Regions from separate parts of the Mus musculus genome. Here regions 1, 2 and 4 are each linked to region 3. Evidence: chromatin loops called from intact Hi-C (ENCODE). Cell type or tissue: left cerebral cortex. All regions are shown on one strand. Each heading gives the region's core, and the rest is flanking DNA. Links, peaks and the distances in the headings are about the cores only. Region 1 has its middle 6.9 kb from the start of Gm30633. Region 2 overlaps Zmat4 (zinc finger, matrin type 4). Region 3 has its middle 170 kb from the start of Gm30633. Region 4 overlaps Zmat4 (zinc finger, matrin type 4).

What was found. Peaks named below come from ENCODE experiments on the same cell type or tissue, not always from the same donor. Only the 100,000 strongest peaks of a DNase experiment are listed, where the experiment ranks them.
Region 1: it touches region 3 in a loop (2.9-fold over the local background); 2 of 42 quality-filtered maps call a loop at or near these places.
Region 2: it touches region 3 in a loop (3-fold over the local background); 2 of 42 quality-filtered maps call a loop at or near these places.
Region 4: a loop joins it to region 3, with 2.6 times the contacts of the local background. A loop is called at or near these places in 2 of 42 quality-filtered maps.

Annotation. Positions count from the first base shown.
Region 1 is chr8:24,371,321-24,379,106 of GRCm38, forward strand. No RefSeq gene overlaps it. Among named protein-coding and RNA genes, the nearest start is that of Gm30633, 6.9 kb to the right of the region's middle. In left cerebral cortex, for the core only: a CTCF peak has its summit at 3,381 (motif pointing left); DNase peaks (open chromatin) are centred at 1,515 and 3,381.
Region 2 is chr8:23,741,551-23,749,336 of GRCm38, forward strand. It overlaps Zmat4 (zinc finger, matrin type 4), which reads left to right. Exons shown (of 7, transcript NM_177086.4): 2 at 6,850-6,955. The coding sequence starts at 6,854. Among named protein-coding and RNA genes, the nearest start is that of Zmat4, 76 kb to the left of the region's middle. In left cerebral cortex, for the core only: no CTCF peak of the experiment used is centred there; DNase peaks (open chromatin) are centred at 4,572 and 4,809; H3K27ac peaks cover 1,500 bases.
Region 3 is chr8:24,210,557-24,218,342 of GRCm38, forward strand. No RefSeq gene overlaps it. Among named protein-coding and RNA genes, the nearest start is that of Gm30633, 170 kb to the right of the region's middle. In left cerebral cortex, for the core only: no CTCF peak of the experiment used is centred there; DNase peaks (open chromatin) are centred at 2,186, 2,429, 3,941, 5,182 and 1 more place; H3K27ac peaks cover 4,732 bases.
Region 4 is chr8:23,997,914-24,005,699 of GRCm38, forward strand. All of the region lies in intron 5 of Zmat4 (zinc finger, matrin type 4), which reads left to right. Among named protein-coding and RNA genes, the nearest start is that of Gm51564, 44 kb to the right of the region's middle. In left cerebral cortex, for the core only: no CTCF peak of the experiment used is centred there; DNase peaks (open chromatin) are centred at 3,943 and 4,685.

The sequences.
Region 1 (7,786 bases), core at 1,429-6,428, 160 kb after region 3:
GAGGAGAGGTCACATGCCATGTAGTTTATGAGTAGCCCATAGTACAAGCCTGTAGTTAGTTGCCTTGTGTTGGATTCCCAGGTCACATGAGAAAGCAGGTCCTTTGTGGCTATACGGTCACAGCAAGGAGGCTTACTTTTTTTTGGGGGGGGGTCAGGGTGTTTTATCACAAGAAAAAAGAAATTCAACAGCAAAGAAGAAATAGTCCTCTACACTCGACTGTTTAATGGGACCTGAGTATCCTCCTGCCTTTGTACTAAGACTCAGACAACTAGAACTTTGTCTATCAGCTTAATTGGTTTTCAAGCATTTGGACTTAGAGTAGAGCTGATGGGTTAAGGTTTCTGGTCTCTGGGTTGCTCAGTCTACAGAGAAGGGACTTGTCATTCTCTAAAACTGAGAGAGTCAGTTCCTTGACCTAAGTGTGCAGTACATAGACACTGTGTCTGGGGAAACCCAGATTAACACATTGATCAACAAATTCAATATCATCCATATTTTAAGCAGGAGTTAAAGGCTGATCCTGGGATGGGAATGAAGTGTGTCTAGAACAGTAAAACCAATGTGAAAAAGATCATGGCCCTGGTTCTCCTTCCTCCCTCTTTGAATATCACTATGACATTACAGATCAGTGGTGAGGAATAGAATAAGGGACTGAGGCTATGCCCCAGTGGTAGAGCCCTTGACTACCATGTTGAAGGCACTGGGTTGTTTCCTCATCACAACTAAAGGAGGGTGAGTCCAAGCAGAAGACAAACAGACAAATGAACGTTTTATCATGGTCAATTGATTTCGACAAAGTTTCCATGACTATTTAGTGGATGTGGAATTATCCTTTTCACAAATGGTCAGAGATGATTGTGTATGTATATGCAAAAGAACAAAGACAGACTTCTCTGTCTTGCACTGTACTAAAATATTAACTCAGGATGAGTCATATAGCCCACATGCAAGCGTTAAGGCTATAAAAAGTCCTGGAAAAAAATGCAGGGAAGATGTTGTGACTTTAGGTAGACACGAAGTTTTAAATACAACTCCAAGCCACAAGTGACCAAAAAAAGATCAGTATATTTCACTGCAGAAAGGAACATTTATATGTCAAACAATTAATGTGTCTGGGAGAGTCTTGCATTTGGATGCACACCTGTAGTCATTAGCACTCAGGAGGCTGAGGCAGGGGGATCATGAGTTTGATGTATGGGGAGATAAAGAAAACAAAACAGAAAATAACCACAAAGAATGAGAAGCAGGATAGGTCATTATACTCAATAAGGTATCTGAATCCAGAAATAGAAAGAGATTTTAAAGTTCAACCCAAATAAACTAATTAAAAGTGGATGAAAGAATTGGATATACAGTAGCCTCAAGGATATAGTCAAGTGTTCGATAAACTCACAAAAAGATGCTAGACAGGCTAAGTCTCCAAAGAAATACAAATAAAGAAGTTGATGCTAGACAGGCTCCGTTTCCAAGGAAATGCAACAAGAGCATCCACTCCACACCCACCAGAGTGAGAAAAGTAGAAAGATGTATCACGCTGCCCACCTGCATGGGTTTAGGGATTGGCCTGACTCGGTGATGAAGAATTAAGTCTGATGGACACAGGTATGGGAAAGCTGAGATTTGATGGGTTGTTCCCTCTGATAGAGACACACCAGCATCCCAGTGACTCGGTGCACTCACTATACACTGGGTTTCCCCGGTGCTAAATGAGGTGTGTGTGTATGTGTGGGGGGGTGTTACATACAGCTGAATAAGGATGGAGTTAGCTAATCTTGGTAGGGGATCATGCTAAGGAAGAAGTCTCAGGCTGCTGCCATCCTGGAGGAGGAAGCTCTGGTTGATACTTTTTGCATAGTGTCTATACCCACACTCTGACCAGTGGAAGGACTTGCCATTCCTATGAGTCTGATCTAGGCCAGGCCTTGCCATTCCCATGGGTCTGAGACACTGGGGTGTTTGGAATGGCCTTGCTCATGGCAACAAGACACGTCACTCAGGACTTCATCTGCTCCCCACAGCGAGGGTTATTAAACACCGAGTTAGCATCAGGCAGAAACTACTTATATGTCCATCAGTGGGTGAAGGAACAAATGACAGGTGGATATCCAGATAGAGGACAGTTATTCAGAAACAGGGAGGGACTGAAGAGCCAATCCACATGCCGTGCTAACAAACCCTGAACACGATACATGTGGTGCTAATTCAACCACACACCACACTTGTGAGTCCTTTCTGGGAAAGGCCTTAAAGAGGGATATATAAGTGACCTGAAGTCCACATGTTGCTTAGACTGGTGGGTGTTAAGGGATGGAATACGGATGTGATTGGCTTGTCGAATCAAAATGCATTAGACTCCAATATTAGTGATGGCTGGGCAATTAAGAACATACCACACACGAGCTGTGCCTAAAATGGTGACTCTAAAACATGTATATCTCAGCCCAATTTTCAGGATGGTTTTATTGGAGTTATTTAAAAGATTAATAAGTTACATCTGGCTTTTTCCTCAAGACAATTTTAACTGTGGCATACACAACACCCATTTGTCTATTCAGTTATCAACTTTAGTGAGGTTTTTTTTTTTTTCCTGCTCTTGACTTGAGTATTCTTTAAAATGTAGTAAATATTGAGACGCTGTTATGTTCTTGTCACTCTGGTGAGACATAGCTCCTCTGTCCCCCATGCTTCTCATTTTCTCTGATGTTAGTCGTGTCAATGCCAAACTCTTCTGTATGCATTCCTGTGCCTCCCTGCTCCCTTCCTGCACAGCCTTCTGCTGTCCTTTTCAACTGCTATTATTCCACTACTTGAGGACACTGAAGCTTCAGACTCTTCACCTTCAACAAGACCCTTCTGTCATGGGCAAATTCAGTGCAGATTAGAAAATTGGGAGCTAATCGTCTTTGCTCATCTTAGTTCTGTCGCCTAACATATAGTCTGAGGTTTCAGAGACTCCTGACTTCTTGTAATTCCCACCACTGTTTCTGTAACTTTTAACACAGTTTTGAACGTTTAATGCTTAGCATAAACTGCAAGTTTTTTTTTAAGTCTTTAGCTTTAGTCTCCTTAAAACGGCGATTTAAAAGCGCAGGTGCATGCTGTATCACAGAATATAAATGTGTTGAGACAATGAGCATCATCAACAGGAGTGTTGCTGAAATTCCTGCCCTTAGGGAGACAGTAAGCAACACCCACCCTGTCTCCTAAAGTCTCAAGAATGAAATGAGGTACCATTCCACCACAGTTCACTCAGGGGAACCCATGAATTTACTGGGCTTCCTTACAGAGGGTGAGGGTTGGGCAGTCTTCCCAAAATCAGACACCTCTAGAAAGCTTTACCCAACAGGAATAAGAGCTGCATAAAGATGGAGCCCCCTAGTGGTCTGTCTCTGGTGTGTGGGGAGGCAGGCACTTTGGCTGGTGCACCACCTAACCAATCATTAGCAGTTGCTTCTCCACTGGCGTCTATGACTTCCCTGGTCATGGGCTTTTCTCTAAGTTCATAGTTCTATTGAATTCCCTACCCCAACCCCTGCCCTGGCTCATGAAATGATTCTGAAGTCCAATCAGAAAGTTGGTTGCATCCAAGGATATTTGAGCCACTATTACACTGATTGGTGTATCTTTCCTGGCACTTTAGAAAGCCCGGAGGATCCACAGCTGAGTAAGATGTAGTGGCTTAATTCTCCACAGCATCCTTAGTAGCAACTTCTGGTTAGCTCCCAGAGAGGAGATGCCTCTGAGCCATCTCTATCCTTGTTTCCCCAAGTCTCAGCAGCCAAAGCATGCAACCTCTTCAGCAATAAGGTGTTACCATTCATTCATGGGAAGCAACCAACAGCAATGGCTTTAACTCATTGTTTGAGGGCCCTTTAGGGTCTCTGTGACCAACAACTTCTGAAAAGATAACCCAATCCTAGCACTGGGACTCCCACTTGGCCACTTTAGGAATCTAGGGGTGTCTGGTTTTACATTTTGTATACTCTTTAACATTTACAGACCCAGACGATTGCAATTTTTCCCAATCTTTTTGGTATTGTATGCTATTTACCCAGCCATAAAGCTCCCAAGAATTCCACAGCAACATCCGGCTTTTGATCCCTTTGTGAACTAATCCCCATGCTTACTTCTTCAGGTGCCCTTGAATAATGTCTCTTAACTGAGTCAACAAATCTAAAGATCCTCAAATGTTAGCATTGTACTACCCATAATAAACAAATCTTTTACCCAGAGGATGCTCAGGAAAATGGTGCACAGTCCCAAAGCCACCATCCCACAATCGAGAGTGGGACTGGAGATAATGTTTGTGAAGTGTCTTTAAATGTGAAACATCCCATTATAATATCCAGATCTTGCGATTTGAAAGTTTTAAGTAAAACATTTGCAAATAAACTCAAGAAATATTCTAAATCTAAGACAAATAAAACATATCACTAATATAGTGCCCATGGGTTACATAATGTTACTTGGTGCATTCTAATTTTTTGAGGAACCCCAATACTCTTTCCTGTTAACCAGTGCTAATGAGCTAAGTTTTCCACGTCCTTGTCTTCACCTGCTATCTTCACCTTTAGGCTCCCACCGGCCTACCTGGAGCGACAGAGTTACTGTCTGGGGACCTTAATTGTGTTTGCCTTCTCCGCTAATTAAAAAATTAAAAGGCAGGAAAAATACCTCAGCCAGAGCAGGCAGGAACAGATAACAAAATCCATCAGAAGTTAAGGCAGACAGAAGCATAGAGAGAGAGAATTCTCACACAGCACAGAGGAGAATCAGGGATCAGTGCAGGTTTTTCCTCAAAGGGCTGGGGTTTTTCAATGGTTCTGGTGGCCTGGGACAGGTCCCCTTCCCCCCTAATTTTGTTCTGATCAACTTAGACAAAGAAAAATTGAGCCAATAGTCCAACACTTTCAGGTACACAAATACAGGACCAACCTTGAGCATACTGACCAGTCTGAACTGGTCAGCCCAAAGAGGGATATCGCCAGCAGGAGGAAAAGCCCACCAGGCTTTTGTCTTGGGTTAAGAGGGGAAGGCTAGAAAATTTATCATCTTTATTATCTGCCCATGGTTCCTTTCCCTGTGTGTCTGCCCGTCCAGGATCTGTCCAGCTCCTAGATACCCATGACAATATCTCATTGTGACTTTGATCTGAATTTGCCTGTGATTAGTGATGCGTCATTCTGGGCTCAGTCTCTACTCAGTGACTGCTTCTTTGCCTCATGGCTTTATTTTTATTTTTATTTTTATTTTTTTATGTTAGTGAATGCCTATTTTTCTGCCTTTGCTTTTATTTCCTGTTTCTGTATCTCACCTAAACACTCACATCCCACTCTTACGTCCTAGCGTGTTTTCCTATATCTCTCACCTAGGCTTTTTTGTAGTTAATGTGTCTTGGATGTATTGTTTTAGTCAATTTGGAGTTGAAGTTTTGGTTTGTGTGTTTGTTTGGGTGCTGGTAATAAAACATGCTAGGTGGCCTCTGTCACTGACCTTCAGCCCACCGCAACTTGATTCTGATGTCTATAACTTTATTTATAGTCAATGAAGAAAGTTCCACAATGGCAAGAAAGATGACGAAGCCGTCTGTCCCAGCTTCCTCTGTTGTTGGAAGCTATTAAGACAACTCTATTGTCTTGATCTCCGAATTGGGCCTCTCCCCCAGAGAAGAAAAGGGGTCAAAAGCAGGCCACCGACACACCGTTCCGAGAACAACCACAGAATGTTCCAGCCCTAAGTCAGTGCGCCAGATGTCCTGACCACAAGATGTACCCTGATACCACCAAGTTCCTGCTTCCTCGTGTAATTGCCAAAAGAAAAATTTCCGCTGCCCCATCCCTCCTGCTGAGAAGTACTTCCTCCTTTGCTTGTGCATTTCCGCTGCCCCATTCCTCCTGCTGAGAAGTACTTCCCCTTTTTGCTTGTGCATTTAAGCCTTGAGCCTTGCTGAATACAGAGACACCTTGATGCTACTCAGACTGCTTAAGTGTTGTTCCTGCACTTGGTGTTTGTCTCTCCCTCCTCCCATTTGGTTCTTAGGAGAAGGTCCCCTCGAGACCCTCGAATAATTGGACCTGCTGGATGGGTCACTCTGTCTGACTTGTTTCCTGCTGCTGCTGGTGTTTAATTGCAACACATTGGGAGAAACAGGTTTCCGGATCAGGGCCAAAAGACCTTAGGGCCCAGATCAGAGTTAGTTTTGTTGTTGTTGTTGTTTTTGTTTTTGTTTTTGTTTTGTTTTGTTTTTGTTTTTTTTCTGGGAAAAGAAGTTTACCAAGCCAGGATGTCTTCTTTCTAATAGCATCCTAGTGAAGTAAGACCCTAGGCTTAGGAAATTGTGGTGGGGTACCATTGAAAACCAAGTAACTTTATTTGTTTGTTTGTCTGTTTGTTTATATCTGCCTGTGAGGCAAAGTGCTCATCAGTGGCTGTGGACAGATGCAGAGTCACTATTTTGTATTATATTATTTCAAAAACAGCAATCACAGACTCAAATTTAATTTAAACGCTAACAAGCCTAAGTTTCTCTGCTGATACTCCCGGTGGTAAAAAAGTAGATGAGATTGGGGGAGTTGGGGAGGTATTGTGTTTTATTTTTTTTACTTTGTTTAGTTTTTGTTTTTAGTTGTTTTGTTTTCTCATTGCCTACCTGCCCTCCCACAGGTTAATTTGACATAAATGGTATCTTACAGTAAGACAGCATGTGGTAGGAACTGGCATCAAGGATAATGAAAGTGTCAGACAAATGGCAAACCTAATTGGAGAGCCTTGTTTTCCTTCCCCTGAAATTATAATCCATTTGACAAAGCCAAGATGTTGTTGTCTGTTGAGAAAACAAAAGTGGGGCAGTTTTCAGTTGCTACTGACTCCTTGATGCTAATGAGTAGCAGGGGAGGAGGGGGGTGGGGGTGGGAGAGGGCACTCCAAGCAAAGCTTCTCTTGAGCAGATTGGAAGACAAATGGAATGATTTATGCTAAGCCTGCTCTTTTTCCACAGCTTTCTGGGTAAGAGCATGAGCTTTGGATTGGGGACATCTTAAACAATAACTGAAGGGGCCTGGTGAGGTGGCTTAGAGGGTAAAGGCTTCCTCTGTCTACCAAGCCTGGCAAGCTGAATTCTATTCTTGGGAGACATGGCAGGCCACATCTGTCCCTGCCACATGCGGGACAGGAGACCCGAGTCCTCTGACAGCCACAGTACCTGTGTCCCCTCTGCCAAATGACTCAATCCAATTTTTAATAGTTAAATATATCAAGGCACCTGTGAATTTCTGAAGTAACTCTTGTGACAAATGTCCTGACCTTTTGAAAAATTGTATAAGAGCTTTATACAAACAAACACACACACACACACACACACACACACACACCACAGAATCACAGGCACAATTGGAAACAAGACGTTACGCAATATTTCTTTTTCTAAGGATGACTACAAAGGTCAGTTAGGGGCTGGGGATGTGAATAAGGAACAAAGCATATGCACGGTGGTTAATGGTTATCAAGTGGTCATTATCTAGAATCACTTATGAAACAAGCCTCGGACTATGAAAGATGCTCCAGGTTAGCCTCTGGTGCTTTAGATAGGAATCATGTGGACTAGGTTAATTGGGGAAGAAGGATCCACATTAACGGTCTACAGGCAGAGCCATTCTGTGGACTGGGGGTCTCAGTCTACGGTTAAAAATGAAATCTAGCCAAACTCCATCACTTTTTGCTCTTGCTCTCTGCCTTCTGACTCCAGACATGGAGCTGAGCCACCAGCCCATTTCCTCACCCTGAC
Region 2 (7,786 bases), core at 1,727-6,726, 470 kb before region 3:
AGGAGGAGGAGGAGGTGAAAAACAGGCATAGCTAGAAAGTATGGGAGATAGCATCAGGGGTCAGGGGATAGAAGCCAAAAAGGACAACAGAACAATCCAGAGCTTATTTGTTTTGTCTTGAAGATGGGCCAGTCCTCATTCTAACCCCCACCCCCACCCCCCGACTTTCTGAGCATAGTTTTTTTTTGTTTTTTGTTTTGTTTTGTTTTGTTTTTTGAGACAGGGTTTCTCTGTATAGCCCTGGCTGTCCTGGAACTCACTTTGTAGACCAGGCTGGCCTCGAACTCAGAAATCTGTCTGCCTCTGCCTCCCAAGTGCTGGGATTAAAGGTGTGAGCCACCACGCCTGGCTTCTGAGCATAGTTTTAATACCAATAAACCAGAACAGAAAAAAACAAAACCAAAAAACTTGTAAGTTGCTTTGGTGGTATTGTAAAATGTGGAAGGTGCATTTGATTTGAAAGCATTCTTAGGGGATCATTGCAGAAGATAAGAGCTCAGGTTGTCTCTGTTGAATACTGGGAAGCAGAGGCTAGAGATGCTGAGAGCAGCCTAGTTATTTCATGGTGGGCAGGAAGGGCATATGGCAGAGAGAGGGGGTGGGGGGTGGGGTTGAGGGTGAGGGTGCCAGACTGGATCAGAAGGCCTGGTTGGCTTGGGCATGGAATGCCATAGTTCCTCAAAGGGTCAGGCTAAATTGAAAATAGTAGTGGGTACCTGATCTGAAGGTTGTCATGTGTCCATATCTGAAATCTTGTGGATATAAACATGGATGCAGAACGTCTATGAGATGGTGGCAAGTCATAGCTCTGATCAGGCCAAGAAAGGGAAGTCTAGGCACTGAGGTCAGAAATGGCCCCTTAACTCATCTGTCCTGGGCTTTCAAACACTTTTTTTAATGGTCCTGGACAGAGGGACCATGGCATAGACTAAGCTGCACACAGAGAGCGGAGAAAGGCAGCCCAGCTAGGGGATGCCCCTGTGGACAGAAGACTCATCCTTGGCCTGGAACACTGACTGTCATGTTGGAGACTCAGGAACCTTCAGGCAAGTTAGTCAGCCCCAAGTCTCAGTGTTTTCACAGAGAAAATAAGGCTTTCCGAAGGGCTGGTGTAGGGGGAAGCCCCAGGCAAAATCTTTACTTCCAGATCAGGAGAGTTCGCAAGGATCACGTACTGTTAGGAATGCACTTAGAGGAGCTGCCATGGTGGCTCTCTGGACTTGGAGAGATCACAGAGCAGCCTCTGTGACACCTGCAGGGCTCTTTTTTTTCAACTTTAATAGATATTATTTTATATTTATATAGCGCCTTCTTTAAGAACCTTTTAAATGCTTTACGGACTTCCTCTCTAATTAATCCCCCAAACAACCCTGTGAGGTAGGTATTACTCCCATTTACAATAGGGAAATGGAACCACAGAGCGGTTAGGTGACTTGCCCAAGGTCACACAGCTAAGCTCCCTGGAGAGCAAGGACTCCAGCACCTTGCCTCCCAGCTCCCAGCCACATCCCTCCTGAGAGAATCTTTACTGAAAAGCATCTTTACACAAAGTATCAGGAGGAGCATGTTATGAAAGTGAGGTCTTCCTGTGGCCATCATGGAAAGAAAAACTCGACACTGACGGCTGAGGCCGTAAGGCCATCTGCCATAGCACATTTCCTTGCCCCTTCCTAAGCCACCCAGCTCCTGTCTTGAGTAACCTTCTAAAGGCGAAGTTCCCATGACCGAAGCTGCATGACAGAGGTGGGCTTCACTTAGAATATTTACTTTTAGTTGTGATAAATCATAGAAACTTTTGTTCTAATATACAAAATTTGGGACAGCTGCCCAAGCAAACATGTACATAATTTCACAGCTGCCAGCTGTGTCTGAAATTTGCATCTGCCCTCATCATAATTGCAGGCAAACAAACAACAATCCCCTAAAAGGTGTGCTGGGCCAGTCACCTTTCTTTCTCACTCCCTATACCCGCCTTCCCCAGTCCCCAACCCAAACCCTGTATGTTTTCTAAGTTTCCCAAGTCTCTGATAAAAATCCAAAATGTCTTACTCAGATCCATCTGCACTATGAATAAAAAGTAAATTTAGAGCCAACATCCAGGTGTCCTTCCCCTGCAAACCGTCCAGTGCAGACCTGAGCCAAACCTGCGGGGCTCTTAGGTTGGGAATGGCACAAGTCTTAATTCCTGGCCTTAAATGGCTACTGAAAGGAGAAAGTAGGTGGAAGGTGGCTTATTAACCACCTGGATGGCCTCCATAGCTAATGGTAGAGTGATGACCACACAGTGAAGACCGTCAGGGCTTCTTTCTTCAGAGAGCTGGGGTGAGGTTGATGCCCCCCACCCCCAATGGAGCATGGCTACTCAGACATCTTGGATCAGCCACAGCAATAAGATGTGCACTAAGATTGCTGGTGCATATGGCTTGCTGCCAAACCTTGAAGTATGTATGCTTCCTCCTGTGGCCCCTAGGGAGCAGGCTCTGGGGGGAAGAACAGACATTGGAGAGGGGGAGACAAATTCAAATCAAGTTCCCCCAGTGAGGTTTGGTACTTCCAGTGATAAAAATAGACCGTAGACATTTCTGGAGTGTGGGGTCTTCACAGGCCCCAAGCTGGCAGGAGGGGTTGTCAGTTGTGCTTCGCTGTCTGAGGATGGTCCAGGTCATAGAATGTCAAAAGGAACTATGATTTCAGCACACCGGGTCGGTCTTCATCCCTGCTCAGCTGCCAATGAGGTTCTGTTTATTTCTCTCCTTAAATATTTACAGTATTAACCCCAAAGCACCACCTCAGAATTGGTAACACTGCTAACAACGATCGGGATATTGACTTCTTAAGGGTCTGCCATCTGCCACTCTGGTCTGATGTTTGACCAACCCTACTACTGATCCTTACAGCATCCCGGTGAGACTCATCCCTTGCCTTTACACACATGGAGAGACCAGAGCACAGAAAGCATTGAGCTGGCTGGACACCTGGCTGGTGAGCCACAAAACTGGAGTGGGAGCTAATGGCTTGTTCCTCCCAGGAGTCTCACGGGGCTCTCAAGGTCTCTTGAGTCACCTTGATTTTTCACACTGTCACTCATGGAGAGGAAAGAACAGTATTGGTCCTTCTTGTGGAGCCCATGATGGTTTCAGCCTGCTGTTAAGAAGGCCAGAAGAAAGCTGCATCCAAGAGCTCTGGAAAGGCCTCTCTGGGCCCCCTGAGATGCACTTAGAACTTGACTGTTGTCAGGTTCTCCTGACAGTCTCCCCATCCCTCTGGGTCTCCTCCATCCATCTTTTAGCTCTCTTTGCTTCCATTTTACTCTGTAATGTCCACAGTTAATCCCTCACATGCATTCTTATGCCCATTGATAAGCAGGTCTTGTGTGCGTGTGTGTGTGTGTGTGTGTGTGCACGCGCCAGGGGAAAAAACCAATTTAGAGTTTGGATGTGTTTCTCTCCATCCTTATCTTATCCATCATTCAGTCTTCATCCAACCTCCTTGGAGAGTTCCCTGATAATCTATCTTGTCATCTCAAGCAAGCTAGCACTTTTTACCAATTTTTTTTTTCAGTTCTTTTTCTGAGAGACTGGAGTGTGTGTGTATGTATGTGTGTGTGTGTGTGTGTGTGTATGTGTGTGTGTGTGTGTGTGTGCTAGTGCACAGTATTTCTCATTATCTTGCCCCTTGAGGATTTGGAACCAAAGATTGTGCCTACTGTCATTGCTCTGCTCCTCACACAGTAGTGTCACAGTGACTATTATATAGTGGCACATGCCTTTAATTCCGGTACCTGGGAGGTAGAGATGCTTTGCACATTTAAGGGAATCCTGGTCTACATAGACAGTTCTGGGCCAGCCAGGGATATACAGTGAGGGGCTGCTGCTGGGACACACACACACTCTTGCTTTTCAAATTTCATGTATTTGAATTTTGAATTCATATGAAATTTGAATATATATGTATTGCCCAATTCTGCATTCAACTCTTATACTGTTGTGCTGTCAATTTCATATACCTGGTTCTCCTAGAATGAACCTAGGACAGCAAAGTCATCCGACCAGATTCACATATGGCCTGCTCCTCTGCTCTGGGTCTCCTGGGGATGGCACCATTCTGGGTGAATGTTGGAAATAATTTAGGTCACTTGAGTCCCTGGTGATGGCTTTGTGATGTGCCTTTGATATGTGCTCTTGGCTGAGCAGCAAAGATTAAACTTTTTTTTTTTCCAGTTAGAAGAAATTAGATGCTTCCATTCTATTATGCTTGTCATTTTACTCAGAATGCCCAAGGACCTTATGCATTCCAGATGGGAAGTCCTCACATTGTAGCTCTGCCTATGGAGGACTCCATGGCTCTGTTGCTCTCCCAATGGCTATAGGAGACATGGCCAGCTGGCATAGTGGACAAGGCTAAGAAGGGGAGTCTGTTCTGCTTTTCTCTCTCTCTTCCTACCTGTTGTGTTCTGAAGGACAGGGAAGTTGAGAGCTCTTCAGATAAGCCAGAGGCGGGGACCAGATGGTAGCTTTCCATCTCAAGAATTCTAGTCTTTGAGTCACGAATGGGATCTTCTCCTTGTCTAGAGAGACCTGCACAGAAGGCATTCTTCACTCGGGCCAGCCTGGTGCTTGGCCAGCAGTGGCCACCCACTAGCACTTACCGTATTCAGGTATTTCGCTCATGCCTCAGACCCACAAGGGTCTTCATTGCCTGTTCCATTGCACGCACACTTGCTCAAATCAATATTCTTACGTAAGATGATGGGAAAAGCCATATTTTCTCTTCTTGTGGGATTTTTTTGGTAGTCTACACATTCTGTGTTCTGCCTTTAAAGCTATTTCTGCCACACAGCTGTTTCCCTGAGACACAGACGCCCACTCGCTCTGCTTAGTCCAGCCTGCACCTGAACATCCTTTCACGGTGCCTGATTCCCGCAGTTGGCCGTAGGATGAGGAAGGAGTGTGCAGGGCGCGCAGAGATGCTTATTAAGCAGGTCACCCATGAATCTATCTTCATGCACTTCTTTATTAAAAATAGCAGAGAAGATGATAATCCTTAAGTGCAGCCACTTACAGGAACTTGGCTTAAAGACGTACGTTCTCACTTACTATTAGACAGTTCTCATGTTCTGTTGCATTTCTTCCCCCGGACTCAGAAGTTATCTTCACCATTTTTCATTCTGGGATGAGAATAAAGATTACAACCGAGGCTATACTATTGGTAGGGCCTGCTTTTCCCTGTTAGACCATTCCCGGGGCCTCTTTGCTTCCTTGGTACTGCTCTTGAAGATGGACCATGCTGAAAACAAGACACGAGGTTATGGGGGAAGGGCAGGACTGAGAACAAGACATAAAGGATTTTTCTTCAGAAGTTCAAGTGTGGGTATCTTGTGAAAACAGAAGATTCTCTGTTGGGCCTAAGACAGAATTAATGAGGGGAAAGTACAACAGGGTAGATTTGTGTTTAATCCAAAAGACATGAAGATTGCAGCAGACCTGAGACAGATTGCATTGAGTATGATGAGGAGTAAACGTTAGCCTATAGCAAAAGGTGGGCTTCAAGCTAAATAACCATTTGCTAGGGACAAATACTTCCAGAAAGTACAGATCGCCATCAGCTCCAAGGCTCATTAGTCTACAATAATTATTGGTTGTTCCAGGTATTTGAAAATATGATTAAAGTTTCATATTTAGCACTTTTAAGATATTGCCTTCTTTGATTTACTGCAATTTTTCAACAAGTGAAAACATCTACTATAATCTCCATATTTGTGAGTTAAACCAAAACCTAGCAAGTGGAGTGATTCGCACACACCACACGGCAGCAGCAATCCTGTGGTGGAACTGGCTTCTTTGGAAAAGGGAACCATTTAGGTCACACCACCGAACAGTACTGAAGTTTTGGACAGTCCAGAAGGTAAGGCGAGGGTGTTAGAGTAGGATGAACCCATCATGCACACAGTGGGCCCACAGGTGGAGACTCTCTTGCCTGTCTATGATGCAGTCTGGCACAGGCTTTATCTGTTGTCTCTCATCACTTCTGTAGGCATGAGGACTTGGGCCACATTCTCACGGCAGGTTGGAAGTAGAGGGTGCATTTATTTACCACTTATTCAGTTGTGGTTTGAGGTGGTTAAGATGGTTTAATGGATTTTGAAATCCCTAAACATAGAAGGCAGTATGCATGGGAAGATCTCCTTGGGTTCCAAGCTGTGATTGCTTTAAAGTGTAGCCACTGAATTCAAACCACATTTTAGGCTGCAGAGAAAGCTTCTGCAACAAATTGTTACTCGATAAAAAAAAATGTCCATTATAGAAACATTTTAAAACAAAGTTATTACAAAACAGTGACCTATCATTTCTGGAAGTATATGACACATATTTAAAAACAAGTTCTCTGCTATGAGCATACATGTCTGCACACTTCTGAATTTAGATTTGTAGCCCACATCTTATCTCTAGGGTGAGGATGTATCAGAATGCTTTTGGCTTATTTCCTATTGTTGCATGAATTGGGTACTTTGCGAAGCTTTGTTCATCTATATCACACGTGTTAATTATTTTGTCACAGAAAAACACTACCTACAAATCTGGTTTGTTTAAGCAGAAACAATAAAGATGGAGTCTATCTTTTAAGGCTCTAGCACCTCCGTTGGATTTTCATAGGCAAATGATCAACGCCTCATTATTGAGATTAGTTGGTATGGTAACATTGGGGGTTGGACAGATCTGTTTTGTTGATCAGCACACCAGCTATTGGGACCCTGGCTTTTCACACATTTAGTGTTCCTCATTATCATCAGAGTAACCGACTCCCTTTCTTCTTCTTCTTTTTTTTTTTTTTCTGTTGACTTTCCTTTAGCCTGATGAAGTCCTCCGATATCGATCAGGATTTATTTACAGATAGCTACTGCAAGGTGTGCAGCGCACAGCTGATATCCGAGTCCCAGCGGGTGGCCCATTATGAGGTAAGGAGAACCCTGCTCACTCAACCACAGTCCTGCTATGGCACTTGAGGATCCTTGCTCCTGGGACTTGGGGAGTTTTCAGAACCATACACCATAAGCCTGAAGAGTGTGAGCCAGGTCTGGACTCTGTTTATTGGAACTAGGGAGTAAAGGTTGGGGAATTTATTCTGCAGCCCTGGGTAAATAAAATTTATTTATTTATCCATGTTTATTAATATTTTTAATGTGTTCTTCCCACCACAGGAACCCTGTGGGCTTCCCTCCCTTGCTATCTCTGTGAGGGATACATATCACAATTTGCTCTCTCTGTGAGGGGGTGTCAGTCAGACACAAAAGTGAAGACAGGCTCAAAGGCCCTTCCTTGCTAGTCACACAGGGAAACTTGGGTCTCAGCAGGAGTTAAGGCACTTCCTCTTCAGGTATCCTTTACAGCGATCGGTGCCCTAAATGTTCATCAGAGTGTAGGAGTCTCCTGCAATCACAAGCACGTTTTAAACCCCAAATATTCCAGAAGGGCATTGTGATCTTTTGCATGGGAGGACTGAGAGATGTTCTTTGATCCTGTATCAGCAGCAGAGGATGAGTGAAGAGGGATTATCTTATGTCCCAGGGAGGACTGCAGAGCCCAGAGGGGAGCACAGAGAACTGGGATCCCAAGACACTGAGTGCTGCATTGTGTATTCTGATGTCTAAAGAACGCAGAGCTCTGGGATAGGGGTTTTCAGGTGTAGTGACTTATAAAGAAGCTTGGGTTACAAGGCTTAGCCAGCAATGTTTGATTTTCATCCGATGATATGAGTCTAATAAGTGCCAGTTGTCACTCTCCCTCAC
Region 3 (7,786 bases), core at 1,203-6,202:
ATGAGTGGAGTGGAGTATTGCTGTGACAGACCTGACCATGTTGTTTGTGGAGGATTGTGGGAAAGCTATTGAGTGTTCAAAGCTTGGTGAGCTGGTTCTACAGGAGCCTGGGAAGATTAAAATCTTGAGAGCAGTGCAGAAGATGGAGGTCTGCCTTGTAACGTTTCAGAGGAAGTTTAAAGACTTTATCAGAGACATTTGTTATTTTGAGTTAAGATTCCCTGGTTCTGGGGCTGAAGAATGAGTTATTTTTAACAAGGTACCAGAACTACTAAATTGAAACCTTTGCCTTTCTGGGATACTCAATTGAGACATTGGCAGTGATTAAGAAAAGACCAGCAGCATTGATATGAAATTTTCTGGAAGAGTTTACTGAGTGTCAGCACACAGAAGCTATGCTACAGAGATGGCCAAGATTGCACTTCATGTTGGCAGTCAAACTTGATATATAAGAGTCACCCAGGTGCTACTGGTTTTGAAGGCATGAAGGTATCATGGAGAGCAGCTGAGGCTTGACACTGTGTAAGGCCAAAAGAGGCCTTTGGTAAAGGTGCAGCCTTAGTGACAGCTGAAGGCCTAGAATTGAAGGGATCATACAGAGAAGTTGAGCTTTGACACCATGAAGAAAGCCCTGGAGAGAGGCTATAGTTGAAAATACAGCCCAGTTGCAGCAGAAGAGCCCAGCATTTTGAAAATACCAGTAACTGGGACAACCAGCAGCTGTAAAGTGAAGCCATATCCTTGAAGACAAGCTGTGGGTGCTACCAAGGCCAGAGCTGGAGACGTGACTCATGCTTCCTAAAGGAGCCCAGAAAATTGTGACTGAATTTCAGATATTGCTCATTGAATTATTTACAGTTAGAATTTGGTTTTGCTTTGTGCAGTTTGTGACTGTGCCCTGGTTGTTCTTCCCTCTTGAGGTAAACTCTTTAACTTATTTTTTATTTTACAGGAGCCCATAGTTGAGATTTGTTTGTTTGTTTGTTTGTTGTTTTGGGTTTTGGCAGGTTTTTATTATTTATTTATTTGTTTATTTATTTATTTATTTATTTATTTATTTATTTTGGTTTTTCAAGACATGATTTCTCTGTCTTCTCAGAGCCTTGGCTGTCCTAAACTCATTTTGTAGACCAGACTGACCTTGAACTCAGAGATCCACTTGCCTCTGCCTCCTGAGTGCTGGGATTAAAGGCATGTGTCACCATGCCCGACTGAGACTAGATATTTTTATTAAAGATTTAAAGTGTTTGAATTTGTAAGGCTATGGGGCATTTTAAGTTTGTAAAATGTTTTATATTGTTATATCTTTATCAATATGTGATGTTGAGGATGAACAAGAAAAGGAAAAATGTGGCTTAACGGTGATGTGTCTGTGTGTCAAGCTGGCAAGGGGTCAGTTGTACTGGACAGTTTTACATCAACTGAATATACACTAAAGTCATCTGAAATGAGGGACTCTCAACTGAGAAAATGCCTCAGTCAGATCCAGCTCTAGGCAAGCCTGTAGGACATTTTCTTAATTAGTGATTGGGGAGGTGTATAGTGCCATCCCTGGGCTGGTAGTCTTGAGTTCTATAATAAGCAGGCTGAATAATCTACGAAAAACAAGCCAGTAAGCAGCATCCTCCATTGCCTCTGCATCAACTCCTGCCTTTGGGTCCCTGCCCTGTCTGTGAGTTCCTGCCTTGGCTTCCTTCAGTGATAGACTACAATGTGGAAGTGTAAGCCAAATAAACCTTTTCCACCCTCAACTTGCTTTTGGTTGTGGTGTTTCATCACAGCACTGGAAACTGTAGTTCAGACAGGCAGGACTAGAGGGACACTGGTTGGAGGAGGAAGAGAAGAACATGGCACTTGCCCAGTGTCAGGCCACCTGTCTTTAGGACAAGCTGCCATCTATTACAAAACCTGAGGGATAAACACATGTTATTTCACACAACAGATCCCTGGGAATGCTCATGTAACATTCCTTGTGAGCTGCTCAGGGATGGCCTAAGTGTATTAATCTACACACCTTCATCTTATAAATGGGTGTAACTCTCCCTATTTTGAAGATTAAAAAAAAAAATCTACAGAGAAAAAGCTGCATACCGTGTAACTCAGAGGATCTGGAACCACAACAGGAATCAGGCCATGTGCCTGTTTACTTCATAGCTACTGGCTCAGATCTGGGCCATGACTAAAGATATGAGTCTCCCTTCTCCCTCCCTTCTTTTCTTTTTGCATGACTCATTTCAACCTGCCCTAAAAATTGGGTTTTTACATTTTCTTTACAAGAGTGTTCAGGGCCACTTGGATCATCAATAAACTGTGAAATTGTACAAATGGACACAATGATGTGTTGATGCAAGACTCATATTCTAACAGCCCAAATGCATTTTTTTTGATCCTTCACTTGGGGCATGGCCATGTGTCTTGTATGGTAAGCAGTGTACCATAAAACAATGGCATTTGTCCAGAAGCCGACCAACATGTAGTTCAGCTGACAGCATGGCAGAACTATTTTAGAAGATGAGCCACAGCTGAGATTTTTCTTATGAATAATATTTCTTTCTTTGCTTCAAAATCCTAAAGAATGTGGGTGTGGTTCTTCCTAGAAACTTTAGAAAGCTGAATTTCTAGGAGACCCATGGGGGGAGGGCCGTTCAACACCTCAGTTGTTCACACCTGAGACCTAAGGAACCCAAAATATAAACCTGTGCATGGGTCTTGGAGAATAGGGGACACATAGGATACAAAGGTGATGGATGGAACAAGAGAGTCAAAGATGCTTGGTGCCATCTTACAAAGATGTAAGAGTGGTCTTTATACAGTCTACTCATGCCCAAACGGAATAGAAGATTTAAGAATGACTGATGGTAAACAGGGTTTATGAAATGTGGCACCCTGCTCTCTTATTGTCCGGAATGAAGTAGCAATAAAAAATCTCCCACACCAGCTGTAATGTTATTATGGGAAATTGTAGGGAGATGATTTCTGCTGCCCATTTTAGGAGGTTCTGATGGTGGTAACTCTGGTGGTCATTGGGACCCCCAAGCATTTACAATATCATTTCATTCTGGAACTACCCTTTTTATTGCAACCTGGTGCAGAAGGTATTAATCTTAGGTCTTTCTAAAAATATAGATAGAGTTGGGGGACTTAGAAAGAATTATTCTCTGAAGCCACAATAGTAGCCAATAATGGAATAATTAGTATCTAGGTACAGCCCATTTAACGTCTTTATGTAACAAACTAACAAAGAAATGCTTGGAGCATAGGAAGTGGACATGGATTGGAAAAGGGGGTGGGGTGGAGTGGGGTGGCAGCAGCTTTTTTCTGACACTGCTGATTTGGATAACGGCTTGCACATGCTGGAGATCAATGTGGAGTCCTCTGTGCATGTGAAGGAGAGAGCGTGTTAAGCCTTTGACACGCCATATCACCCAACTGTGCCCACGAAAGGCACAATGGGATCCTCATAGAGTCCTACTCACATAATGAGCCACTCAGCAAAGTCTTTTCTTTACTGCACCCCTGCTTCTGTGTTCCCCAGATACATCTTCAGGTGGGTGTCAACCCAAGCCAGAGGAACTTTGTTCAAACCCAGCAACAAGAGCAGAGAGCTTCTCTAAGTGGAGAATCCCAGGATGGTGGTGGCCAGATGCACACTGAACCCAAATCTGCTCAGAACAGCAGGCCAGGTGAGCCAGAGGCAGGGATCAAAGCAAAGTCTTTGGAATCAGAAAACCAAGGTCAAGCAAATGAGGACTGGGGCAACACAGACAGGCAACATATGTAGCTGTCCTAAATACAGCTTGGTGGGTGGGATTGTCTCTGCCAGCCTAGGCAGCATGCTTAACGTGTGGGTTCTATATAAAAGAACAGACGTGGCTAGCCTTTCTGCTCTATGATGTTTTATGCTCGCCAGCTAGAGCATTCTATCCCCTTCTTTGTAAAGCCTTTTCCCCAAGCCACTAGCTGCTCATATGGAAGCTGTGCTGATACATCTGTCTGTTCCCTAGGCATTAGCACAGCCCACGTGGCTCTGGCTCTGTGCCCCATCTCCCCATTGCTCAGATCCAGTTTTGTTTTCTCCTGTTTTCACTGGGATACATTGTATCATCTGTAGAGGCAGTTGTATGTGTAAGAGGGCATCTTCCCAGGACAAGAGATACTTGCTTTAGCCTTAGTTTGAAAGAAAGGAGTATTGCTCAAAGTTACCTTTGTTTGTTTGTTCATTTATCTTTTGTTTTGTTTTGATTTGTGTTCTGACTATTGTCTCTTAAATCAACCCAGCTGGAGCCTTTCAATTGTCCGTGTTTCAAGACCATCCATAAAAGACAAGTCTTCTAGTTTTTTGGTAGGTTGCTGAGTTCCAGCTACTGGGAGTCATTGATTAGAGAATGAACCACAGAAGGATGGGATAGAAGTCAAGGGACCTCTCTTCCCTCTGTTTGGGAAGTCTATGGAAATGTGTTGGCATCTGCTCCTTCCAAGCAACCCCTCTTCTGGTCCAGTGGCTACAGGAAGTCTTGGCATGAACCTAGCTTCCCCTAGTAAGACCATCTTCATCCAGATGCTCTCTGGTCATAAAGTTGTGGGTTGTTTCCTCCTCTAGAGTCTCTGGATTCCAACACAATCCTCTCTCTGAGAGTTTCAGGTCCTCCAATTATCTTTATAACTATGTTTCTGTTGGCTGGAATTTGGAGTATGCAGGTGTGTGTGTGTGTGTGTGTGTGTGTGTGTGTGTGTGTGTGTACATGTGCACATGAATAGACACAAGACACAGACAATAGATACAACAGGGGTAGGAAAGGAGAAAGAGACAAAAGATTACAGAGAACTGGGTTGGATCTCAGAGTTGCAGGCATCACAGGACAGATAAGAGTGAATACCTCCAGGCTCCAAATGTGGCAGCCACTAGCCTCACTGCCATGGAGCCCAGACCTAGTCCAGCCCGTTACCAGAAAGGAGGTTATTCTGGGTCACCTTCCTTTCATCGAGTCATCTAGAAATGACTTATTTTCAGGCATCTTTGTTAAGATTCAAATGCTGTCATAAAATATCTTCATCACAATAAAAATGCAAAGTGCAGAGCTGTGGTTCTGCACCATGTCACAGAGGGACGCAGAGACATCATTCAAATGTGTTTGGGCCAGTTACTGCACATGCGCTTGCAGGCTGATGGGAAGTTAAAAATAGCACACTCCATTAACAGGGAGAAAAAAGAAAAGAGTCTTCTCCAACTAAGTAAGTGCCTTCTCTTTGTCCTTATTTTATAGACACAAGCCCCCTCCAGATTCTGAGCAAACTTGCATTTTGATTTTCAGCAAGTGTTTGGACCTAGCAGCACACAGCTGCAATGTGAGGCAACCCGGGAAACCGCAAAGACACAAACAGAGCTAGAAGCAGCAGAGAATGAGGCAGCCTTCCCTCCCCCGGACAGCCTGCCATCTCCTTATGATCTTTAAAGATCATATCTATCACGTATCTTTAAGAGGGTGTATTGCCCGGGCTCTCTGGGGTCACAGAGGAGTTTTAATATAAGGATATATGGCAGTATTGGGAAGCAGTAGTAACTGAAACACGTTGTGGTAAGTTCAAGTTGTTAATGATTTGGATTCTGTTTTTAAAATGAGAGCATCTCATTTATATTACAAATGGGGAGCTCAGATCCACACACCCCCTCCCCAGAAGCAAGAGATGTGTTCAGATTTACTCTCTCTCTAGAGGTCTTTAACTCTGGCTTGGGATAGTACTAGACCAACAGAGGCAGGTCTAAGAACTTCAACTGAAGGGACAAGCCCTGGGGATTATGAATTCCAGTTTATCCTGGACAGGTTCAAGGGATGGAAAGGTCATATACTTATATAGTCTGTCTGAAGTTATTTCCTTATCAGGCAATTGGAAATAAAATCATAAACTATAAACTACATCATAAGGTACTAAAATGAGTTCATGTACACACACACACACACACACACACACACACACACACAAATATGTTCCCATGTCAGGAGAGCAAAGAGATATAATCAAACTCTGAGGGTTACATAATAAAATTTGATCATTTTAGGCTAAACACAGTCTGAATTGCTGCCATGTTAGCCCCAAAAATCTATCTTAGAGAGTCCCTACGTGATGAACCTGGCTGTGTTTCAACAGAACTATATCAAAGGCTGGCTCCAGCTTGAGGCCCTTAACTGCCAGGCCTGGGTCAGGGCTCCCACTGTATTCAGCCACCACCACCCCCCTTCTCAACCACCTCTTTTCTGGGTACAGGACTTGTGAGTCAGCCCAGGCCTTATTTTTGGAGCACCAGCTTTTTAAAGCCAAACATAGCTCACTGGAGGGGTTTAAAATACATAGTCATCTGCACAGAGGGGAGGAAAGCTCACAGTACATTTGTAACCAGAGTCACAGCTATCTTCTTGGTGAGTGTGTGTGTGTGTGTGTGTGTGTGTGTGTGTGTGTGCCCGCGCACACGCGCACGTATTTTGGCTCATAACCTATATAGAAATGACACAGGAGAGAGAACGTAGCCGTGGATTTCACTGAACTGTGATATAAGGCTAGGTAGCACCAGAAGCAACACTTCTGCCTCCACCTCTAACTTCTTACCACCCACTCACATTGATTTTTCCCTTGTCACTCTAAGATTATGAAGAAGTTTTGGCAGATCGAGGTGGAAACAGTTGGTGACCTTCCCTCACAGACCTGGCTGTTTGAAGACTTGAAGTCTGCCACGGGTTAGATCTTGTATGTTCCCCAAAGTCCTGAGTGCCCAAGGCTTAGTCCCCAAGCTGGTAGACCAGGAGGTGGTAGAGATATTTGATGTTAATGATGGGTGGACAGTCTTTGGATCACTGAAGGTATGGTCGACCTTGAGGGGAATAGCACACCCTGACTCCCTCTTCATGTTGTCTCTTCTTCCTGGCCAAGAGATGAGAGGGGGTTTCTCCAGTGTGTGCACCTGCCTTGATCAACCACTTCTACACAGCCCCAAAGCATGGGTTAACCTCTGAACTCTTTAGAAGGTTGAACCTCTAAACAGAGAACCTTTTCTCTTTATAAGGTGATGGTCTCGGTCATTTCTTATAGTAACTAAAACCTGACTTACACACAGAGCTACACGTTGAGCATCATCCTGGACATTTAACACGAGGGGGCAAAGGTCATGGACGAACCAGAACATCCATGTGCAATATTTGGTTCATACGTTTTGACCTTTCAAAAATAGTCAAACGAGCTCATTTGCTGCTGTGTTTAACAAACTCAACCAATGTCCTCATGTCCTCAGCCTGAGGAAAGGGACATTCAAGAGTGCCCCAGCTTGCCCTCAGAGTGTACCATGTCTGTCTTGTCCACGCCGGGCCTATTGTTTCACCAGGTCCTTGCCCGAGTGTCATGGAGTCAGTCTTCTTCAAGGAGAGTGACTGCTGGAAGCCGTGTCTGTTAATTTAAACTGAGGAGCAATTTGAATATTCTGGGATGGCTGGGAGACACACAAAACATCTCTGGTGAGTTCTAAAGTCGGGCAGTACTGAATGGATCATCTCTCAGGCCATTGTTTGGTTAATCTGTGAGGAAGCTAGAATTAGTCTTCCTCAGGAGAAAATAATATGAATTTGTACGCAGATTTGAGTATGTTCGCCTTCACGGTGTGCACTGGGGTCACCTTGAGACACAGGAGTCAACATCTACGACAGGCTTGAAAAGAAGGACGCACATGGCCTGGACAGCAACTTCGTCTTGACCTCATAAAGAAGCTGTGCCCTGGGATCAGAGCAACTGTGTTAAAATG
Region 4 (7,786 bases), core at 1,151-6,150, 210 kb before region 3:
CTTACCTCATTACACTGAAGACATAATAGCTCATGATGCCATTTGATTTTGCCATTTGGAACATGACACCTTGGAAACCACACCCAAGCTACACACATGTACACAGAAAGCATGTATGTGCTCAGCTTGTGTAGCATCGTGGTAGTGTTGTCATCTGCAAAATCTACATTCGAGAACACCAAAAATAAGTTATAAGAAAAAAAAAAAGTCTTTTACTGTCCTAACTCTATTGCTTTGTGTTAGGACACATCCACAGCTATCCTGGCTACATGTGACCCACTGAGACTTAGACACACATTTTATTTTTGGACAGTCCTTAGCATAGTGATAAAAGGAACCCTGTTCCTGTGTCAGCCCAGTGTTTTCCTCTCAAATAGACAGCTGAAGAGTCAAAGGTACCAAGTGACCTGAAAATTGCTGAACTTTCCCATGTTGGTTCATTGTGTGCATGTGTACACAGTGTGTTGGAGTGGTTACCTTCTATAAAGTCTCACCCCTTTCCCATCATTTTCTGACACTATAATTTGGTAAGTTATTACATATAAAAGCATGCTGCCAACTTCAGTGTATATCAATGAGTTAGTCAATACTGGACTATTACTTTAGGGGAAATGTGTCTACCCCTTCATTTATCTATCATCATACCCATACACTTGCATTTACATAGACAATAGTCTTGAATCCTAAAATAACTACCTCATCCTGGTAGTTTATATTTTCCTTAGTACGTGTGCACATGCATACAGAGAGCTGGGGTGTGTATTAAGTGACCTTGCCCAAAGAGAGCACAGGTGAGCAGACGAGATTTATACCCCAGTTAACTGGTCCCAATGCCAACGTTTCACTCCATTGCTCTGGGTCCTACCATTCATCTCTCCCATTCCTTTGTGGAAAGTCTGAAGGCGGAGGCAAGGTTGCCCTGTTTAACTGCAGACCTTGGGTGTAGGCTGATCCGCAAACATATGTGCTTAAGTTTGAAAGGCTTCTGAGCATTGATAAAGGAGGATACGAACCCTTCCTTCCCACTGGACACATCAGAGTCTGTTAAGAAGTTGGCATTTACAATGACCCGAGAGAGCAAATGACATTGTCAGCAGAGACTATTGATGAAAGGAATGAAACCTCAAATACACAAAGAACAATTCTTCAGATAAGCTCTTGCATGTGCTCTTTAAGAGTGAAAAAAAAAAGCCCTTTAAACTTTCAACTCTCAATACTAATTTCAGCATACCATTCTACTTGTTGACGTACAAGCTTAGATAATTATATAATTCAGTAGCCACAGACACAGAATTTAAAACAAAACAAACAAAGAAGAGCAAAAGACATTGAGACCCATGATGTCAGGAACATTGCCAGAAGTAGTTCATCTTATTTTTTTTTTCTCACAGTGTTTTCAAAACATTTTCAATGCAGAGTACAGATCACTTTCCATTCAGCTCTAAGTTAAGCAAACGTATAGGCTGATGAGTACCTAAGGAGTCATGTGACCTGTCAAAGATGGAATAAGTAGCCTCTGTGGAGGATGTGGAGGAAGAAGCCTGCCAGGATGCCTTGTATGTGCTGGTGGCAAAGTGAGCCTTCTTTCTAGACCATGGCATTATTATGAAGGTTCCCACTCAACAGTGGAGTCTTCAGTTTTGTTCAGAGCATAAGCTCATCATGAGTAAAATCAGCCACAGTCTGTTTGTATGTGTGTAAATGAGGGATTATAGGATGGCTGTAGACTCTGAACTCTTATGGGAAAGGAACAAGAGTGCCCAGAAATGCAGGGAAGGCAAAGGGTCTCATAATACATTAATGTAGAAAGGTTGAGGGTGGGAGAGCACAAGAGATGGAAAAGGATGAGAAGAAAGTATGTGGAGAAAAAAAATTGTTTCAAAAATGCTATAATGAAGCCTAGTTTTCTGTAAACTAAGAAAAAATAATTAATTTAAACAAAATGCAACAATTTATTATAATTTACATTAATTGAGCTGCTTGTTTCTCCTGCATCACATTATTTATATTAATTCATTTAATTCTAATATGAGCTCTGAACAGTTGTAATTTCACCTCTGTTTTGTAGATTAGGGAACAAAGACACATCATAATTAAATGGTAAGTATAGAATGGCAACAGATGTATCAATTTCTTTCTCTAAAAATGATGAGTAGATGTCTTGTCATTTCCTCCTCTCCCCCATGTCTGAGGCCTAGGGTTGCTCAGGATTGTTGAGACCTTCATCTTCTAGTCTTGACACAGGATGTTTGGTTTCTAAAAGCAGTAGGTCCCCTGTTCAGCCTGTGAATCCTGCTTCTTTCCATCTGAGGCAATGGAGTGTGAAACTATAAATAGGTGAAGCTTTTGGGATAGTTTATTTTTTAATTAGGAGGCTCCTGTCAAATGTCCATAAGGAAAGTCACAGTGGGGCATCAACTGTCACTTGTCGGCAGGAAGCCTCCAGGAATATAGAGCCAGGTGGGCTTGGGCTTGGTGATCTAAGGTCCACAGTCTCAGAAGAATTTCTATAAATCCCCAAAGCTGCAGCACCACCTTTAAAGGTGATTTTTGTTGTTGAAGACTTTTAAATTCGGAGTAGTTCTATTAGGAGATCATTTGCTTAGGGAGCCAGCACATATCTGGGACTTGACATAGAACCAACTGGCTGGCTACTTGGGACACTTTTAGAACCAGAGATCAGGAAAGGCTCAGAAAATGAACTATAAGAACAGCAAAGATAATTGGATGGCTAGCCAGTCTGCATGAGTGACAGAGGGCAAGAGACAGAGGTGACAGCATGGTATGCTGTCAAGTCAGAGTGACTGTAAAGAATCATTGGCAATTAGGGAGTTTTGCTCTTGTCTTTTTACCTCTGACTCTTATTGGGCCATGTTTTTTTTTTTGCCCATATTTTGCAAGTCTCTTCCAGTGATGCTCAAAGCCTTTGGACATGAACAGCTCTGAAGCAATCATGGATGAAGGTTTGTTAGGACTCGTTACTGGGATCTCAGGCAATAAAGCTAAAGGCATGCGTCACTGTTTATTGACAGCTGTGGGTGTGTCACTACTATTGATACATTTTGAGGAAATCACAGGAGTTGCTGGGAAGAAATGAACTGCTTTGAAGGGCAATAGCAAAGAGAGGGAGAAGGGCCATGCATGCTGGCTATTATAGAACCCATAGAGTAGCAGGAGAAGAGAAAGGACACACATGCTGACTTGCTCATGGATACCACAGAGCAGAAGGAAAATGGACATGACATGTGTGCTGACTTTGTGGTAGATGCCGTGGAGCAGAAGGAGAAGATAAGGAACAAGATGGCCGACTTAGTCATAGCCGCCTATACAGTGGGACATCCCATGTCCTAGCCAGTTCCATTTAGATCACTTCAACATCAGGAGAGAAAGCATTTCCCACATTTGTTATTTAACAGGTGGGTAAAAATCGTTTCAGTACAGTTCAAATGGGTAGATCAAGACAGCCTATCTGTGTCTGCCTTGGATGCAATCAGATCCCCCAAACTAAAGCAAAGGGGTTCAAGTCTCTGCTTTTCATGTAAGTTGCCAAGAATAATAAAAGAGTGATGAAGGTTCACCTTTACAACTGAATCAAGGCTCAGCTGAGGTGGATGTCTTCAAATCAGCAAAGCTTATTAGCGACCTTTGCCCTGTGGAATATCTACACTATCCTCTAGGGTGCAAGCATGTAGGTTAAACTGCTCTGTCGCTTCTGAATTTTCACTGATGACAACTTACTTCCCAGCCCCTGCGTGGGCCAGGCATCCAACATGGCTCAAATTGTCTTTTAATTGCTGGGAACGTACTCCTTCTTTGGGCTCTGTTTGTTTGGAAACAGCTTTTGAAGATGGTAAGCCATTTCCTTGCTGTTTCAGTCTTCAAAGCTCTGCATATTCACTGTTCAAACAGGGAAAGGACTGTTTTAGAAAGTGTGTGTGTACTTTGTTTAATTAGCTGTTTGGTACCCTGTAGTCTATGCCTGCAGGCAATGGGTTGCATTCAGAAGGCATTTGGATGCTCTCTGTGGTGCTGAGTGTCTCAACTGTGGAAGAGCAGCCTACACTACGCTCTGATCTGGGTTATGGAAAAGCCTGGTGGTAGTGAGATTTTGTAGATGTGACCCATTTTTATTAATAGAGAGGAGCGATTTTCATTGTGGAAGCCTAAGATTGGATGCAAGAGTGAACAAGCAAGACCCATGCTTTCCTTGCACGGCTTCCCAATTCTTGTGGGGAAACGGGTCTGTTACCTGAGTCCTTACACTCAGTGCTTGGGATGTGCTCGAGAACTGACAGTTGCTCTAGACCTGAAACCCTCACCACAATCAGACACTCAGTTTTATTTCCCTCACATAACCATCTCAAATCAATGTATTTCTATATACTTTTAATTCATTACTTGAAAGTCTCATACATATTCACAATGAATGTCGGTCATATCCACTCCCCATTCCCTCCCCTCCAGCTCCTCCATGCTTCCCTAATTTTATGCCCCCTTTGATTTTTGTTTCTGCATTTTGCAAACCCACTGAGTATGATTAGCGCAGCTCATATACAAATGGGTGTGATGTGGAGGCAGCTATCCACAGGAGTGTGGGCAACTTAACAGTGGTCACCTCCCCAAAGAAAACTGACACTTCCTCAACAGCTGTCAACTGCCAAAGGCTCCTGACTAAAGATAAGGACTCATGAGCCTCTCCCTCATTCATGATGGAATTTTTTGCAGGTTTGGTATTGCACACATCTTGAATAGGCAAGCAAAGCTGCTGCAGGTTTATGGTTCATGAGTATAACAGCTCTGCCAGGCCTAAGCAACAGCATCTCACAGCTCCCCCTTCCACCACCTTCCTGCTCTGCCATTCCTTCAGCCTAGCCTTCCTTGAGGTTCTTGGAGCTTTGTGGGAAGAGGGTTGCATTGACATAGATGTCTCATTTAAGGGTGAGCACTCACAGTCAACTTATTCCCACCATTTGACCAATTACATTATGTGTGTACGTGAGTGTGTTTATATGTATAAAGATATATATGTATATGTTTATTGCTGTTGTTTTTTGGTTTGTAGGTTTTGCTGTTGTTATTTTAAGTAGGGTGCCTTCCCCTCCATTCCCTCTCATTTTTTAAAGCCTTGGATATCAAAGTCACTGACTTTGAAATGAGAAGTAAATCCAGATCTAGACTCTTCTGTTTATTAGTTCTATGAATTTAATGTCTTTGAACCATTGTTTTCCCATCTGCAAAATGATATTCATAAGGGGTTTTGAAGATGACATCTAACAAAAACTCCTTCATCCTTTTTAGAGAGCTTTCTTTTGATACTTCAAGTTTCATGCTGGTCAGCCTTTGACTGAAAGGGGAAGGAAGCCATTGTACTTGATGTAAAGTGTTTGTTACAGGGCTCAGATCTCAGGCAGTTTGGGCTAGGCCATCTGTAGGAGGTTCATTTTCTGGCTCTTGGGCTGTCAGCAGTTGGGAGGAAGAATGGAGTTTAGGGGAGAACAAGAGGCAGTGACGCTGAGGGGGAAGTGGCAATCACATGGAAGACCTGGGGGCTCGCTCTGTCGCAGCACCTCTCGCCTTGGTGAGCTACAGGAGAGGCTGGACTCCCCTTGCGTTCTTGTTGTACATGGTCTAAGATACAGCCTTCCTGCCCTGTGAAGATGGAAGTATCATCTAGCAGAGATGTTCTTAGTGTAGTTCCTGAAGCCATAGAGCCATGGGCAGGAATTGATGTCCAGCAGTACTAATGCAGCCTTCATTTCCTGGGCCTCTCCCTTTTCTTTACCACTGGTCCACTGAGCTTGCTGCCTACAACCTTAAATCCAGACATTCGCTCATGTCTCTAGTCTGGCCACACATACAAAAGTCCTAACCCTGACTTTTGAGGTATTGATTCCAACACATTGAGACAGGGGCACAGTTACCAATTGCATGGAACTTGGTCCCCTCCCCTCACTATGAAACAACTTGCCTTCAGAAAATGCCAACTTACTGTCTCAAGGGAGGGTCAGAATCTTTTCAGAGCTCACCAGGAAGCCGGTACTAACCTGTTACAATGGACACAGAACTTGAAGTATATATGCTGCCCCTAAGAGGACTAGATAGAATTCACAGAGATGGAAGCTGAGTGGGACATCCATTGACAGTTAGGCCAAGTACACGCGCAGAGGGGGCGAAGGTTTGTCTCAGCAGAAATCATTACGGAAGACATTTGGGAGAATGGACCGAGAAGGGGTTTGATGCAAGTATGGATTTCAGAGTGTCAGGAGTGCCGCACACACCCTTTTGAGAGCTTTAAACATTGACGCTCCAAAGAGTGTTGACTGTTCTTGGCACTGATGCGGCCACAGACCCTGTAGGCAGAGTCATTCTTTCATAAGGGAATCAGAGCACAGGCAACCCCCCCCACCCAAGGGTAGTAGTGGAGATGCCACAGTGAACGTGAGCACCCTTTGCACTGTGAAGCACTGTCTGAGTGGACTGAGCGGGGTCAGGATTGAACTGAACTCAGCTGAGCTCAAGCAGGTGCCCCCAGAGGGAGGATGTTCCTGGCCACGGGTGGGGTTAGAGAAGGCAGAGGAGTAATTCTGCTTGTCAAAGATAGCACAACTGAACACAGACCATTGGGTTATGGAAGAGAAAAGGTGTTTTGCTCCCAAATTTGTAGACTTCTAATAATAGTGATTTCAAGGTTCCAGTATAGATTTACTGAACCTCAGCCATCTGTAAGACATAGACACTCCTGTTTTGAGAACACCCACATGATTCTCAAGTATCCAGTGGGTACATATAGCTTGTAATCCTCTGCTGAAGTCCTGGCAGAAGAGAGAGAGAAAAAAAATTCCTCTTTAAAAACAAACAAAATATTTTTCTCTTAGTTTTTGGATTATAATGTAATTATATCATTTCTTCCTTCCATTTCTTCCCTCCAAACCCATCCAAATACCCATCCTTGCTTTATTTCAAATCCATTTCTTCCTTTTTTAAATTGTTATTGCATACTTATGGGTATGTAATGCATGTATGTTTCTAAATATAACCTGCTCAGTCTGTACAATGTTAATGGTGTCTGTGTTTTCTGGGTTGATCACTCTGATGCTAGATAATCACCTGGTGTACTGTTCCCTGGGAAAGACTATTTCTCCAGTGTTCCTTATTTTCCTATAGTTCTCCATGCAGGCATGAGGCTTGAGGGATCTCCCATTCCACTTTGGCATATCCATTGATGTCCTCCTTGTTCAGCTCATGATCAGATACTCTTTCCCCTCCTTTCTGCTCTCAGACAACTGAACCTCACAGTGGACTCCACAGAATTACAATTTCTCCAGGAGTACAACACTAGTGTGTGTGGAGGGGAGGGGAAGGTAAGGCTTGATATCATCCGGAGAAGAAAGCTGACCAGAAGAAAGAGATTTCACACAGTAGGACAGCTAGTTTTGCAGCGAAACTAACACGCATCATTTACTGTCCTTTGTTTCATCTTCACTATCAAATTGCTAGAGGACAAGATACTAAGCCTTTTCCTCTCTGAGTCTTCCAAACTGCATATGAGTCTGCTTTCTTTCACTAATTTCTTCCTTAATTTCTACAAATAAAGGAAAGCTTCCTGCTTTATAAATTTCCATACTCAGGTGACATGTGAAGACACGGGGCTGATAATCCCAAGGAGGTTCCTCCCTGGGGTGTCCTGGAGGCAGTGCACACAGTGCAGGGACCAGTGAACTACAAAGTCTGCCTTCAAAGCCATCTCTGTCTCTGCTCTCATTTTGGCCGAGGTCTGCCCCTCACC